Linked DNA regions of Homo sapiens: all the other regions are linked to region 3. The links are chromatin contacts, found by Hi-C or POLR2A ChIA-PET in ENCODE. All regions are on one chromosome and are shown on one strand. Each heading gives the region's core, a stretch centred on a gene start or an enhancer-like site at or near the end of the contact. The rest is flanking DNA. Distances are from core to core; before and after follow the strand shown. Region 1 overlaps ICA1 (islet cell autoantigen 1). Region 2 overlaps LINC03016 (long intergenic non-protein coding RNA 3016). Region 3 overlaps RPA3 (replication protein A3).

What was found. Hi-C counts contacts between places; a loop is a spot of excess contacts on that map. ChIA-PET counts read pairs that join two places held with the same protein, here RNA polymerase II (POLR2A). Pooled maps may share reads with other maps.
Region 1: a loop to region 3 is called in a map of HepG2, with 21 times the contacts of the local background. The contact joins two enhancer-like sites. A Hi-C loop is called at or near these places in 24 of 168 maps with a recorded cell type or tissue (A673, B cell, CD4-positive, alpha-beta T cell and 18 more), 24 of 37 single-sample maps with no recorded cell type and 31 of 50 pooled maps. POLR2A ChIA-PET finds 5 or more read pairs at or near these places in 6 of 52 experiments (CD4-positive, alpha-beta T cell, CD8-positive, alpha-beta T cell, OCI-LY7 and 2 more).
Region 2: a loop to region 3 is called in a pooled map, with 2.1 times the contacts of the local background. The contact joins two enhancer-like sites. A Hi-C loop is called at or near these places in 4 of 50 pooled maps. POLR2A ChIA-PET finds 5 or more read pairs at or near these places in 2 of 52 experiments (GM12878 and PC-9).

Annotation. Positions count from the first base shown.
Region 1 is chr7:8,187,651-8,192,414 of GRCh38, forward strand. The region is part of intron 6 of ICA1 (islet cell autoantigen 1); the gene reads right to left. Among named protein-coding and RNA genes, the nearest start is that of ICA1, 72 kb to the right of the region's middle. Within about 2 kb of position 2,906, at least 2 of the 41 ENCODE cell types and tissues checked have a DNase peak (open chromatin) inside an H3K27ac peak, as active enhancers do.
Region 2 is chr7:7,255,550-7,259,900 of GRCh38, forward strand. It overlaps LINC03016 (long intergenic non-protein coding RNA 3016), which reads left to right. Exons shown (of 4, transcript NR_108073.1): 2 at 4,003-4,047. Among named protein-coding and RNA genes, the nearest start is that of LINC03016, 2.6 kb to the left of the region's middle. Within about 2 kb of position 2,947, at least 10 of the 41 ENCODE cell types and tissues checked have a DNase peak (open chromatin) inside an H3K27ac peak, as active enhancers do.
Region 3 is chr7:7,678,883-7,683,903 of GRCh38, forward strand. All of the region lies in intron 4 of RPA3 (replication protein A3), which reads right to left. The region is part of intron 2 of UMAD1 (UBAP1-MVB12-associated (UMA) domain containing 1); the gene reads left to right. Among named protein-coding and RNA genes, the nearest start is that of RPA3, 37 kb to the right of the region's middle. Within about 2 kb of position 2,754, at least 10 of the 41 ENCODE cell types and tissues checked have a DNase peak (open chromatin) inside an H3K27ac peak, as active enhancers do.

The DNA.
Region 1 (4,764 bases), core at 1,656-4,155, 510 kb after region 3:
TGACTCTTCTGTAATAATTCTTGTCATAAAGCACAAACACATTGTACAACTGTACAAAAGATTTCTTTATATCCTTATTCTATAAGCTTTTTTCTATCTTTAACTTTTTTCACTTTTTAAACTTCTTTGTTAAAAACTAAGACACACATTAGCCCAGATTTGCACAGATTTAGTATCATCAAGATGTCACTAGGCAATAGGAATTGTCAGCCCCATTGTTATCTTATGGGACCACCATCATAAAATGTCATTATATGGTACTTGACTGTGTCTCCATTTTTCAGATGAAGACACTGAAATATTCAGAAGTTAAGAAACCTGCCTGAGATTATACTGCTACGAAGTGGGGAAGCCACAGTTTGAACCCAGGAGATGCTCACTGCAGAGACTGAGTTCCTCACCAAGGCACCAGGCTGTTTCTTACGCTAAAGGCATCCTAAGGGAACATAATGGAATGGGGATTGGAAAAACTCTTAGATAATGTTTTCTTGGGGTGTTTTGTTATTTATATGAAAAGAAAAGATTTTCCAGTTATAATTATCAAACTGCTTTCATAGAACCAAAATAAATAAGATACTTTGAGAGTACAGGAAAGTTATATAAGTTCACATTGCATAATGACACACTTATTTGGTTTCTAAGTTTCATCATTTCTACGCTGAAAATCTCTCATCTTTTCCCTCCTCTCCATTCTTGTAGCATCCTACACAGAGCTACCAAAATTAACTCTCCTCAAAACTGCTCTTCCATGGTCGCTTCCTTGCCCAGGAACCTTCATACCGACATAATTTCATAATGTCCGATATCAAGGCACAGAGTCAAGATTCCAACCTGAACCACTCTGTTATGCCACCTTCCAAATGACAGGTGACTTCTTTGAATCACTTCGATTGTTACTATTTTAAAAGTGAGTGTGGAGTAAGGGTGGAAGCCTAGAAGGGATTTTTGGTAGAATTATAATTAGGGCATTATAAATATAGGACAGCAAGAGGTAGCTGGGACTTCAGAAATATTTTGGGAGGTAAGGAATATTTTAAACTTGGGAGTACCAGAGTTGCTGCCAATCCTGCCTCTCTTCAGGGCAGGGAAGGCCCCAAGGAGAGCAAGAGAGAACCTTTTTTGGCCATGGCTCCCTAGGGCAGAGAAGAAGCAAGCATTCAGGGCAGTACTTACAGGAATCAAGACTATGGTTTGGTGGGAGCATCCCTGTATTCTATCTTTCAGTGACGCAAAGAGGAGGGCAAGACTTTCCTTGATGAGGCCAGGGGACCATGCCAAACTGTTAGGATGGTAGATGCAGAAGCTATGCTTCCCAGTGAACCAGATTTGATACCCTGGGAGAGGAGTCAATTAAAATAGAAATCAGGGGAGTGAGCCCGCGAGCCAACCCCTCTGCAAAGACTTCATCTGATTCAGACCCTCCTGAGCTTTTACAGAACCCAGTGCCCATTGCAATCATAGCACTTATGAACATTCACTTAAAGATCTGTCTCCCCAAGTAAACACTGCACCCTGTGAGTGCTGGGATCTGTATTATTTGACTGTATTCCCACCAAGCCCAGAGCCTGCACAAAGCATGTGCCCTGAGTAAAATGCCTCTGAATGAATAAAATGAGGGTAGAGCTTTGATCAATTGGGGTCATTATACTAGAAGGAGGCTTATAACTCATTTAGTACAATCCTATTGTCTTACAGATGATGTGATACACAGAGGTTAAAGGGCTTACTAAGGTCCTATGTTGGGTTTAGTGCTAGAGCTGGACCCAGAACCCAGAACACACAGGCGGATTCTTTCGCCTCCTCGCTCTGCTAGGGGCATGAAGACAGAAGACAGCCCCCACAGTCATTCTAACATTTGTTGGCTGGCTATTGGGAATGCAGAATACATTTTCCCATGGAGGCAGGTTTTTTCTTCTTCTTTTTTTTAAATGGTGGTTCGGTTCCCAGGCCAGGCCACAAAAGCCTATTTACCCCATAGCTGAGCTCAACTATAAAACCAGCGGTAGCTCTGAGGCCTCACTGAACCCCCAGCTCCGAGCCTGCAGTCCGAGGGGCAGGTGGGCAGCTGGCTCTGCAAGGGGGGTAGGCAGCGCTCCCTTGAGCAGACCAGGAGTGTGGGGAGGGGGCTGGGCAGGGGGGCTGGGCAGGGGGCCCAGGCAGCAGCTGCAGGAGCCTACAGCAGCCTCTGAATGCCTTGGTGGTTCTTAAGTGGATTGTTTGTAAGTTGGGAACTGTCTGTACTTAGAAAGGCGGATTTCAAGAGGTAGGGGATCCTATTTCACTTGAAGGCCCACAGTAATGAGGGTTCTTTATTCGTAATGAAGTAAGCCACTAATTGGAGGGACGGGCTCAGGAGGCCTGGTGGAATTTTGTACTCCTGGACCAGAACTGAGTAATATTATGCAGTAGCCTGGCAACCCTTTACTTTTGCACAAAATTCATATAAAAATCTACCATGAAGTGCCTGTCTGACATTCACTGTGTTTATTATTAATAATGATAATAACAGGGTAGCTTATACACAGCCTTAAGGCTAAGAAAGTAAATTGAATTCTCAGTTTCTTCCAGTTTTTTTTTTTTCCGCAGTCAGATTAGGAACATTTGGAAAGTCCTTACTCTCCGAGTGGGCTGAAACCTTTCATATTTACCCAGAGGAGACATGGCTGTAGTTTCTAAGGACTCATCCAAGAGATGATCTCTTTCCTTCCTCTGCCTCCTCAGAGAGGCAGAAACATTCCATAAACTCACAAATGTTGTAAAAGTAAATGTACAAAAAAATAATATTAATGGAACTGAAAACGTTACAGTAGAGAAATCAATTATAATAAGGTAATACAGTTAGCTCTTCTGGACTTAATGAAATGTGTTCAACTGCATTGGAATGTTCTGGTGCCCCCTGCAGGATTCTAACACCTCACAGAAATGGTTTAGTACCAATTCAGATGGCTTAGAAAACCCTACAGAGGCAATGTGTTTCTTTTCTCAGGTTCAAATCAACTTAACCTGGCTCAATCACATGCAGAGGGACAAAGCAGGAACTCAATCTAACATTTAAAAGGTTTTTAGCCACCATAAGTTTGTCATTAGAATGGAGGTTTTTGGATCAACAACAGAAACTATTTTTGGTTTGTGAAGTTTATAAATCTAACAGTGCAAAGTTCACGGTTACATGTGTGATCTCTCAATTTTTCTGGGCTGAGTGTTTAGGGAACAAGGAAGTTTGCTTCCATGAGCCTTGCTTTGACTTAGTGCAGAAAAATTAAACATTCTGGAAAGTTAAACATTTAGCTTCTAAATTTTTACTGCCCTGGAATTCCTCAGGAACATGACTCCAGTATGATAATGAACAAATGGTCATCAGAGTTGTTTATTCCATAGTTACAGGTCAGCAGATGTGAGGAACCATCGTCTGACTCCAATAAGCTTTTAAGATGATAGCTGTCCATCGTTCCTGCCCTCCACTTTATACGAGAGTAACTGAAATCACTATTTTGATGTATAATGTCCCTGCTATCATCTAGTCTTAGGTAATTTATCTGAAAGACATTGACCAGGTCTCACTGAATTTGCAAAGAATCATGCTGGCACATAATTCTAATTATATCACAATAGCTACAACATAAATACAGTATTGTAATATTGTACAGACAGTCCTGGATTTGCCATGGTTTGATTTATGATTGTTTGACTTAGAGTTTTTGACTTTGCCAAGATGCAAAAGCAACATGTATTCAGCAGAAACTGTACTTCAAGTACGCAAACAACCACTCTGTTTTTCATTGTCAGTACAGTGTTCAATAAATTACTGTGAAATATTAAGCACTGTAGTATAGTATAGGTTTTGTGTTAGATGATTTTGCCCCACTGTAGGCTAATGTAGGCATTCTGAAAACATTTAAGGTAGCCTGTGGTAAGCTATGCTGTTTGGTAGGTTTGGTGTATTAAATGCATTTCCGATTAGGATATTTTCAACTTGATGGGTTTACTGGGGCATAACTCCATTGTAAGTCAAGAAGCATCTGTATATATGTGTTATATAATACATATTGCCTATAGTAATATTACATATTATTATAATATTGTATAATATTATAACACAATATAAACCTCTACTAATGTCACTTTTTTCAGTGCCATTCCTTCTTTCATATACTGGATGTTTAATTTCTTAATTTGAACATTATAAAGAAACGTATTAAAATTCAAATCACAAAGACACTAAACATAATTCCAGACTTCTAGAAAAGTTGCAAGAATTCTTTGTATGCCTGGATACCCTTCACCCAGATTCCCAAAATGTTAATTCACCCAAACATTACTACATTTGTTTCATTTTCTAAATACAAACACACATAGATTTTTTCCTAAACTGTTTAAGAGTAAATTGCAGACAGAAAGTTCCTTTATTCTTAAATAATTCAATATATATTTCCTAAAAATAGGGAACTCTCTTACATAACCACAGTACAATTATTGAAATCAGGAAATTAATATTGAAATAATGTTATCTAATATTACAGACCTTATTGTGATTTTATCAATTGTCCCAATAATATCTTCTATAACAAAAGAAAATCTAAAATCATACACTGCATTCAGTTGTCATGTTTTTTCAGTCTCCTTTAATCTGGGAAGTTCCTGGGTCTGTCTTTTTTCAGGGCAGGTATTTTAGAGAGTGTTCCACATTTTGGGTTGTCTGATGTGTCCTCACACTTAAATTAAGGTTATACACCTCTAACAGTATAACAAAAGTCATTCCGGCTT
Region 2 (4,351 bases), core at 1,697-4,196, 420 kb before region 3:
TGAACTGGATTTAAAGAATAAGGCTCAGGTACAACTTCATGTGAAAGAGTCGATATATTCACAAATTTGCCAAAGCCCAGTTAACTTCAATTCTTCGAGAGTTCCAGTTTTTTCCCAGGTGCAGTCAGTGTACCATTTTTTTCTGAGACCCACAGCCATTTTCTTTCATTGGCATGTTTTTAGGTTTATTTTTCAATAACTCCAGTACCCCTGAAATTTCCTTCCTTAGATCTTGAATAAATATATTCAAGTTGGGCATTACTGCATGGTTTGAGGATAATGTCTTTCCTGTTAAAAATATTTTTAAGTTTTTATACAAAGGTAATGTATGTGCTTGGTAAAAGAGAATGAATATAAAATGAAAAGCTATAATCTGCTACAGCCCCACCCAGCAGTCCCTTTGTCCAGCCATAAACAGAAAATAACAGAACTGTACTCATTTCCAAACTAAACACATCATTCTGCTCCTTGCCTTTTCTGCTTACTGTTTAATAACTTAGAGATAATTCTTTTTAATAGTTAACTAGATCTCTGTATGGATGTGCCACAATTTTTAAGCCATTCCTCTATTGATAATTGAGTTGGATACTTTTATTATAATTATTGCTGCACTGAACATCCTTGAAATGATTGTGTGGGTACAGCCATAGGATAAGTTCCTAGCAAGTAATTGCTGAGATAAAGAATGTATGCATTTAAATATTCATAGATACTGCCAAATTGCCTTCTTAAACTGTACTGTACTACCTTATACTACTACTCAACATTTGCGAGTATATTTTCCTGCCCCTTTTACCAAAGTTTTTGATTATTGAACTTACTAGTTTTATCACTGCATTAATATCTGATAATTGTTGATTTGTACTTAAGGTTTGAGTTTTTTTTATACATTGGTAATTTGCATTTCATCTTCGCCAGTTTTTAATATTGAATTACTAGGGTTTTTAAAAATTTTTATAAACTCTCTGAATATTGGTTTATTTATATGTATTAGAACTGTTATGATTATTTCGTACTTGTTTTTTCCCCACACAAACCAATTAATCTTTTCTTAGGGCTATTGAATTGTGTGTCTTGCTCACACCAAGGTTTATTTATAATATGCTTATGTTTTCCTCTTACTTTCATAGTTTCATTTTTTGTGTTTATATTTTTGATCCCTCCAGAATTTATTTTCTTATATGGAGTGAGGTAGGAAAATGGCTACCCGTTTGTTGTAATACACTTTATTTGACGATCCTTTCTTTCAACATTTATTTTAAATCACCATTACCCCATGATATTTCATTATCGGTTTGTGTATAAACTGTATTCTGGTCTGCTTATCTGCCTATTTCTTGTGCAGTACATTGTTTTAATGATTTCAGATTCATAACACTTAATAACTGACAGAATGAATTACCTACTTAAACATTTCGTACAGACACTGTGGTGGATTCTGCTACATATCATGGCATTATGCCATGAATGCTTTCCAGCATTACTGGCAGAAATAGCCACCCTTAAAATATGCCCCTCGTGATCCTCAGCGGTTCCCAGGGTACAGTGTAATGTGTACCCAGAAATGGGTTGCCCTCTTGCCCATTCCTGGGCTGCCTCCTAGGGACAGTGACTCCAGTTAACTTGCTGCTTCAGTGGGCACTACCATCTTCTGCTGGTGACTTCTGTCATCTTGTTTGACCCTGGGGAAAAGACTTATTTTCCTCTTTGTTGCCCACAGTAGAGACCAGACTTTCCTGACCGTTCCAGAATAATGAAAGAAAGGGTCCAGATAGTACTTTATGAGAGCGGCCAAGCTCCAGTGGAATCCTCTCCACCCTTACCAGGCTACTGCTCTGCCCTCTTTGCTACCTGTTTCCAGGTCACCAAAGGTAGTTCAGCTACCCCACTAGAAACCTTCAGTTATCAGCACTTCTTTAGAATTGGAGCCAAATTGACATCTGCACTAAAAGAAATGAGGAAGGTTTCCACTCACCTAACACTCTGGACACCCTCCTCCCAAAATTCCTGCTGAACCAACCTCTCCCCTGGGAAACTGGCAGTGAAAACATTTAGTCTTTTCAGAGGAAATTACACCTTTACTCAGAGAAACGTGGTCTGGATTTTGGATCTGCAGCCCCAGTAAGAGAATTGCCTAATGATCTGGTATCAGTTAGTACAATCAGGCCCTTCATATCTGTGGGTTCCACATCCATGAATTCAGCCAATCGTGGATCAAAAATATTCAATAAAAAATAATATGACAAAAATATAAACAATACAGTATAACTGTTATTTCCATAGCATTCGTATTAGGTATTATAGAGATGATTTAAAGTATGCAAGAGGATAAGCATAGGTTATATGCAAATACTATACCATTTTATATAAGAGATTTAAACATCCATGGGTTTTGGTATCAGAGGGGGTCCTGGAACCAGTACCCCAAGGATACTGAGGGACGACTGTCTATTTCGCAGTCTGTATTGTTTTTACAAGTGGGGCAGCAACAACCAAACCCAAATGAGGCCGCATCAGGCTCAGCCCTGTTCCTATTTTGTCTCCCTGCACTAAGGGTTTCAAGCATGTCTTAGGGCTGTGGTCAGCTTGTTAACACAAATCAGCCTTGAAACCTAACAGAATGTTACTTTACAATTTCCTGTTACTATGTTCCTTTTTAAAGTAAGCTACTTCCAAATCGATCTTCATCCTTTTCAAAATACCAAATTTCGGAAATGGAAGGGGGAAAGGAATGGGGGAAATACAAAGTGAAATCACCTGTATTTTCTTAGGGACCCTAACTTAGACATGACCAGCTATTTCTGAGATTCTTAAGTAAACTGTTTTTTCTCTCTGAAAGTCTGACAGTCTCTGCCATGTCAAGCTCTTTATTTCATGTCTTATACTTAGACCCACTCAGGCTACTTGGACAAATGCTCAAATAAGTTGACCAAATGAAAAACGTGTTCAGAGGTTGAGTGACTCAGAGTGAGAACAAGTGAAGCAGAACTGAGTGGTGGAACTTAACCTGCGCCTGAAGTTTTGAAACACATCAAGTCTAGTCTTCTGTATTTTAATAATATACAGACTTAGAGGGTGGAAAGAGATAAAGTGTTATGTGCTCATAAAATCAATTTATAAGTGACCTCATAGGGTCAATCACCTCAAGATAATATAAATTCATGATTTAATATATTAATGTAACCTTTGCTATGTATTAATCAGTATAAATTTATAATTCAGTAGTCTACAAATCCTAAACTTAGAGAATATTTTCTGAATTTGCTCTTTGATTACTCCACGTCTCTGCATAGAATTTTCTGACACTCACTCATCAGGATGTGTTTATAAAGGGTTTTCTTTCTTCCTCTTCACATTTAAATGATATAGAATTACCCAAACTTCCTGTTGCTACTGAAACTGAAGCAAGAGAAGCAAGGGAAATTGAAACTGAAAATGTGAACCAGCGACTTTACCCAGAAGCACAGTTGATGGCATCAATGAGATCAATTTTTTAATGAAATTAAAGAAAGTAGAGGTTTCAGCTGACACTGTTTTTCTCCAGACTCTCTACTATGCGGCAGGATGGTAGTTGTTTCCTCTCAACGGAGCTAAAAATTAACTTCATCCTATGGCATGATGTATTAAAATCAGGAGTGTTTGGCCCGGCGTGGTGGCTCACGCGTGTAATCCCAGCACTTTGGGAGGCCGAGGTGGGCGGCTCACGAGGTCAGGATATCACGACCATCCTGGCTAACACGGTGAAACCCCGTCTCTACTAAGAATACAAAAAAAAAAAAAAAAAATTAGCCGGGCGCGGTGGCGGGCGCCTGTAGTCCCAGCTACTCAGGAGGCTGAAGGAGGAGAATGCTGCGAACCTGGGAGGCGGAGCTTGCAGTGAGCCGAGATCGCGCGACTGTGCTCCAACCTGGGCGACAGAGCGAGACTCCGTCTCAAAAAAAAAAATAAATAAAATAAAATCAGGAGTGTTGATGGTAACTTTCTCTTTCCCCTCTCCAACAGGTAATTTCTCTCAAGATCCAACCCAAGCTATTCTATATACACAAGGTCAGCAAACATTTGATTCATTTTGTCAGCTTTAATATAAATCAAAATCACACCCAGGAGGCTGGGGTGTGGTCAAACAGACATCAAATCCCCTATTGCCCTAATAGCCAGTCAGTCACCCCCCTCTTTCATGTGGGAAAGAACACCGGAAGCAATTTGACAAGTAACAATCAGGCTTCTGGAGCCATGGACAATTGCTGTTAACTCTTGACTGTTCTGACAACATTTTAGAGCTATCTTTCAGGAATATTAGCCTCCCCCATTAACAAAACGGGGAAAAGCTCATTCCTCAAGGACCTCACTC
Region 3 (5,021 bases), core at 1,504-4,003:
ATATATTTATATATTTAGTTTATAAACATATATTTATATATTTAGTTTATAAACATATATTTATATATTTAGTTTATAAACATATATTTATATATTTAGTTTATAAACATATATTTATATATTTAGTTTATAAACATATATTTATATATTTAGTTTATAAACATATATTTATATATTTAGTTTATAAACATATATTTATATATTTAGTTTATAAACATATATTTATATATTTAGTTTATAGATAAATATATATTTATATATTTAGTTTATAGATAAATATATATTTATATATTTAGTTTATAGATAAATATATATTTATATATTTAGTTTATAGATAAATATATATTTATATATTTAGTTTATAGATAAATATATATTTATATATTTAGTTTATAGATAAATATATATTTATATATTTAGTTTATAGATAAATATATATTTATATATTTAGTTTATAGATAATATATATTTATATATTTAGTTTATAGATAATATATATTTATATATTTAATTTATAGATAATATATATTTATATATTTAATTTATAGATAAATATATATTTATATATTTAATTTATAGATAAATATATATTTATATTTAATTTATAGATAAATATATATTTATATATTTAATTTATAGATAAATATATATTTATATATTTAATTTATAGATAAATATATATTTATATATTTAATTTATAGATAAATATATATTTATATATTTAATTTATAGATAAATATATATTTATATATTTAATTTATAGATAAATATATATTTATATATTTAATTTATAGATAAATATATATTTATATATTTAATTTATAGATAAATATATATATATATATATATACACACACACATATTAAGAGGCAATAACTCACTATGTTACTCAGGCCACTTTCGAACTCTTAGGCTCAAGCCATCTTCCTGCCTCTGCCTCCCAAAGTGCTGGGATTACAGGCGTGAGCTGCTATGCCTGGCCTGCCCATTTTAAAATTGGATTATTTTATTTTTTCCTGTTGAGTTGTTTGAGTTCCTTATATATACTGATTGTTCATCCATTGTCAGATGAGTAGTTTGCAAATATTTTCTCCCATTCTGTGGGTTGTCTCTTTACTGTTGATTAATCATTTCTTTTGTTGTGCAGAAGCCTTTTAACTTGATGTAATCCCATTTGTCCATTTTTGCTTTGGTTGCCTGTGCTTGTGGGGTATTACTCAAGAAATCTTTGTTCAGATTACTGTCCTGTAGCATTTGCCCAATGCTTTCTTCTAGTAGTTTCGTAGTTTCAGGTCTTAGATTTACGTATTTTATCCATTTTGATTTGATTTTTGTATGTGGCGAGAGATAGGGGTCTAGTTTTATTCTTCTGCATATAGATATCCAGTTTTCCCAGCACCACTGATTCAAGACTTCCTTTTCCCAATGTATATCCTTGGCACCCTTGTTGAAAATGAGTTCATTGTAAATGTGTGAATTTATTCCTGGGTTCTGTATTTGGTTCCATTCGTCCATGTGTCTGTTTTTATGCCGGTACTGTGCTATTTTAGTTACTATAGCTTTTTAGTATAATTTGAAGTCAGGTAGTGTGATTCGTCTAATTTTGTTGTTTTTGCTTAGAACAGTTTTGGCTTCTCTGGGTCTTTTGTGATTCTATATAAATGTTAGGATTATTTTTTCCATTTCTGTGAAGAATGTCTTTGGTATTTTGATAGTGATTGCATTGAATCTGTAGATTGTTTTGGGTAGTATGGACATTTTAACAATACTGATTCTTCCAATCCATAAATTTGGAATATCTTTCCATTTTTTTTTATGTGTGTTCTCTTTGGTTGCTTTCATCAGTATTTTATAATTTTTATTTTAGAGATCTTTCACTTTGGTTATATTTATTCCTAAGTATTTTATTTTACTGGTAGCTTTATAAATGGGATTACTTTCTTGGTTTCTTTTTCAAATTGTTTGCTGTTGGCATATAAAAATGCTATTGATTTTTGTATGTTGATTTTGTATGCCGTAACCTTACTGAATTTATTTATTAGTTCTGATAGTTTTTTTAGTTGCATACACATGTATCATGGTTAGCATATATCCACATAACTTTTTTTGTGGCATCGTGTGCAATACGTACATTACAGAAAAATAAATATATTTTGTTGGTTTGTGTGTTTGTTGATGTCTAAATGATAAAGCTAAGTAAAAACTTATAAACATGATTATATTTGTAGCAACAACTTTTTATCAATATGGACACCACAGAATTTGTTAGATTATCTCCTTATGTGGCCTTTATAACCCATTTCTAGAAAGGTCAGAGTAAATTATGTTGTTTAAGCTATAAATTATCTATTTTTTTCCACTTGAGAATACCTTTTCCCCTAGGCAAGCATTTCTGCTTAACACAAATAGGTTTTAGGTCACAATTATTAGATGGCATTGCAGAGTTGATGGAATCAACACATCATGACTTGAAATTCAGGTCTGGGCAGAGTCTAGACACTTGTTTTGGTAATAGGAATATCTGGGCTGTTCATATACAGTTAGCTCACATTTGGACAGAAAACCTTTCTCCGCATTAAGATTTCGAAAGCTTTTAGCCTCTGTAAAATGTCTAGTGGTGCCGAATAAGAATAAGGGAAAAAAGTTCTTGTAGAAAAACATCCTTTCCCTTGTAACCAGTTCCTATTCACGTAAGAAGGTAATAGCTATTCCTTCATTCAGTAATGAAGTTGAAGTAATCCTCCAGGGTACTCATTTTACACAAAAACAAATTGCAGTTTTCATTTGCATCACTGGGTGGCGATTTTTCATAGCCTTATACTACTATTTAAAAATCCAGCAAGCATGGCACTATTCGTAATTACCAGGGTTTTCTCCTGTTATGACATGTTTAATTGTACTTTTAAGACATTATCTTTAAGTTGATTACAAATTTACTAGTGTAGTGGCAAGCTCATAGTTATTTTAAGTTAGGAAAAGGGATATTGCGTAAATGTTAGGATATAATTCCTTCCAAAACTAAGACAAAAGCATGAATTAGCTTATTATGTTATAGCAAAAAGAAGGAAAAATAACAACAAAAAGTAATAGGATATAAATGAAAAGGAACAATTTAGATATTGTTGTTGGTTCACTAATATTGTTGACCAAATATTGAATATAACTTTGAAGCAGGCAGAATGAAATTGGGCAAACACTATTGTAGAGATTAAAGGAATTGGGTTACAGTACAAGGGAAATGCATCATGGTTTTCAGAATATGCAGGTGCTTCTTCAAGTAGGGCATAAGAACTTCTAGTTTCCATTAAGCTAATTATTTTGTAACACTTGCTGAATTTAGAACCAGAATTTAATAATTCACAGCAGCTTGGATTTCACCTTTTAAAATACTTAAAACACATTGAAATATGTAATTTAGTCTCACCTTCTGTTTTCCAGTCTCAATGATCAGTCAGATATTGAAAATAAGTGAGTTATTTTTAAGATTATCTCCTATGGAATTCCTCATTCTGGGAACCAAACCACATATACATACTTCATTTAAACTATCATATTTTTATATGGAACTTTTAAAGGTAGTCTCTTCATCGCTGTGTTGTTTCCTTTATTTAAAAGTGGAAATTTAGCTGTATACATAAAAATTTACATTCTAAGGAATGAGGGACAGTAAGTCACTTTGATTCTGTCTAGGGTTGAAGGCTTTAATTAAAACAGTGACAAAAACTAAACAGGTTTTCAACATGTGCTTCCTATTTTTATTGCCTGTTCTTACAAAAAATGTATACCAGATCTTTAAAAAATTAGAGTGTTTATGGATTAAAAAGTAACTTACCCTATCGCTGTCTCCTTACCCACGTATCGGGATATCCAGAAAAACTCGATTTACATTTAATTTACTTAGCAGTTTTTGTGTTTTTACTTTTGACCTTTAAATTGCAAAGCAAGTATGCCAGGATTTTTCAACTAACTTCATGATGTAGATGCTTGTTTTTCTATTAAGAAATGTGGAGTTGTGTGTCTAATGGATAGAATTAACAGTATTTTCAGTCACTGTTACCTGATTCTGGTTTACCTGTTAATCTAGCAGCGTTTCAGTTTCAGTTTTTCGGAGGTGAAAAAGTTAGGTTAGGCCATCCCCGTGTGGGGTACACCACCCTTCCTTAACTCCTTGAATGTACAGTGAAAGGCAATTGCATGAAGGAAGAGGAGAGGTGCCAACTGTACTCAGAGGCAGAACTGAGCCTTCTGTTTGGCACAGTTAATTGTGGGAAAGTCATTCATTTTTTTCGGGGACTCAGTGGATTTAGTTGACTCAAACGTAAATTAGGGATCTATCTCTCTGTGATTCTAACCCTTCTGTGCATTAGGGGATACTTAGAAAAAAATACTGGTGCTGGGACCCATTCCTAGATTCTGATTAAAAGGTCCTGGGATTAGGCCCAGGAATTGATTTTTTCCCCCCAGAGTTCTCCAGATGATTCTAGAGTTCATGCAAGGCTGAGAAGCACTACAGTTCACTCTCTAATAATTGTATGTCATCAAATAATGTGTTGAGACACTTTGAAAAAGACTTCATAAAATATAAAGTTACAGTTTCTTTTTTAGTTGAGCCATAAACAAAAAGCAAATAAAACCACAGAATTTCTGGGTAATTACATTTCCTTCAATATATTAAATCATTAAATAGAAAAAGAGCAGAAAGCTTCATACATGATCCTATGAAATGAAATTTGTTTTCTTTTCCTTTTCTTTTTTTTAGACGGAGTTTTTGCTCTTGTTGCCCAGGCTGGAGTGCAGTGGCATGGTCTCTGTTCACTGCAATCTCCGCCTCCTGGGTTCAAGTGATTCTCCTGCCTCAGCCTCCCAAGTAGCTGGGATTACAGGCATGCACCACCACACCTGCCTAATTTTTGTATTTTGGATAGAGACAGGGTTTCACCATGTTGGCCAGGCCGGTCTCAAACTCCTGACCTCAGGTGATCCGCCTGCCTTGGCCTCCCAAACAGCTGGGATTATAGGCG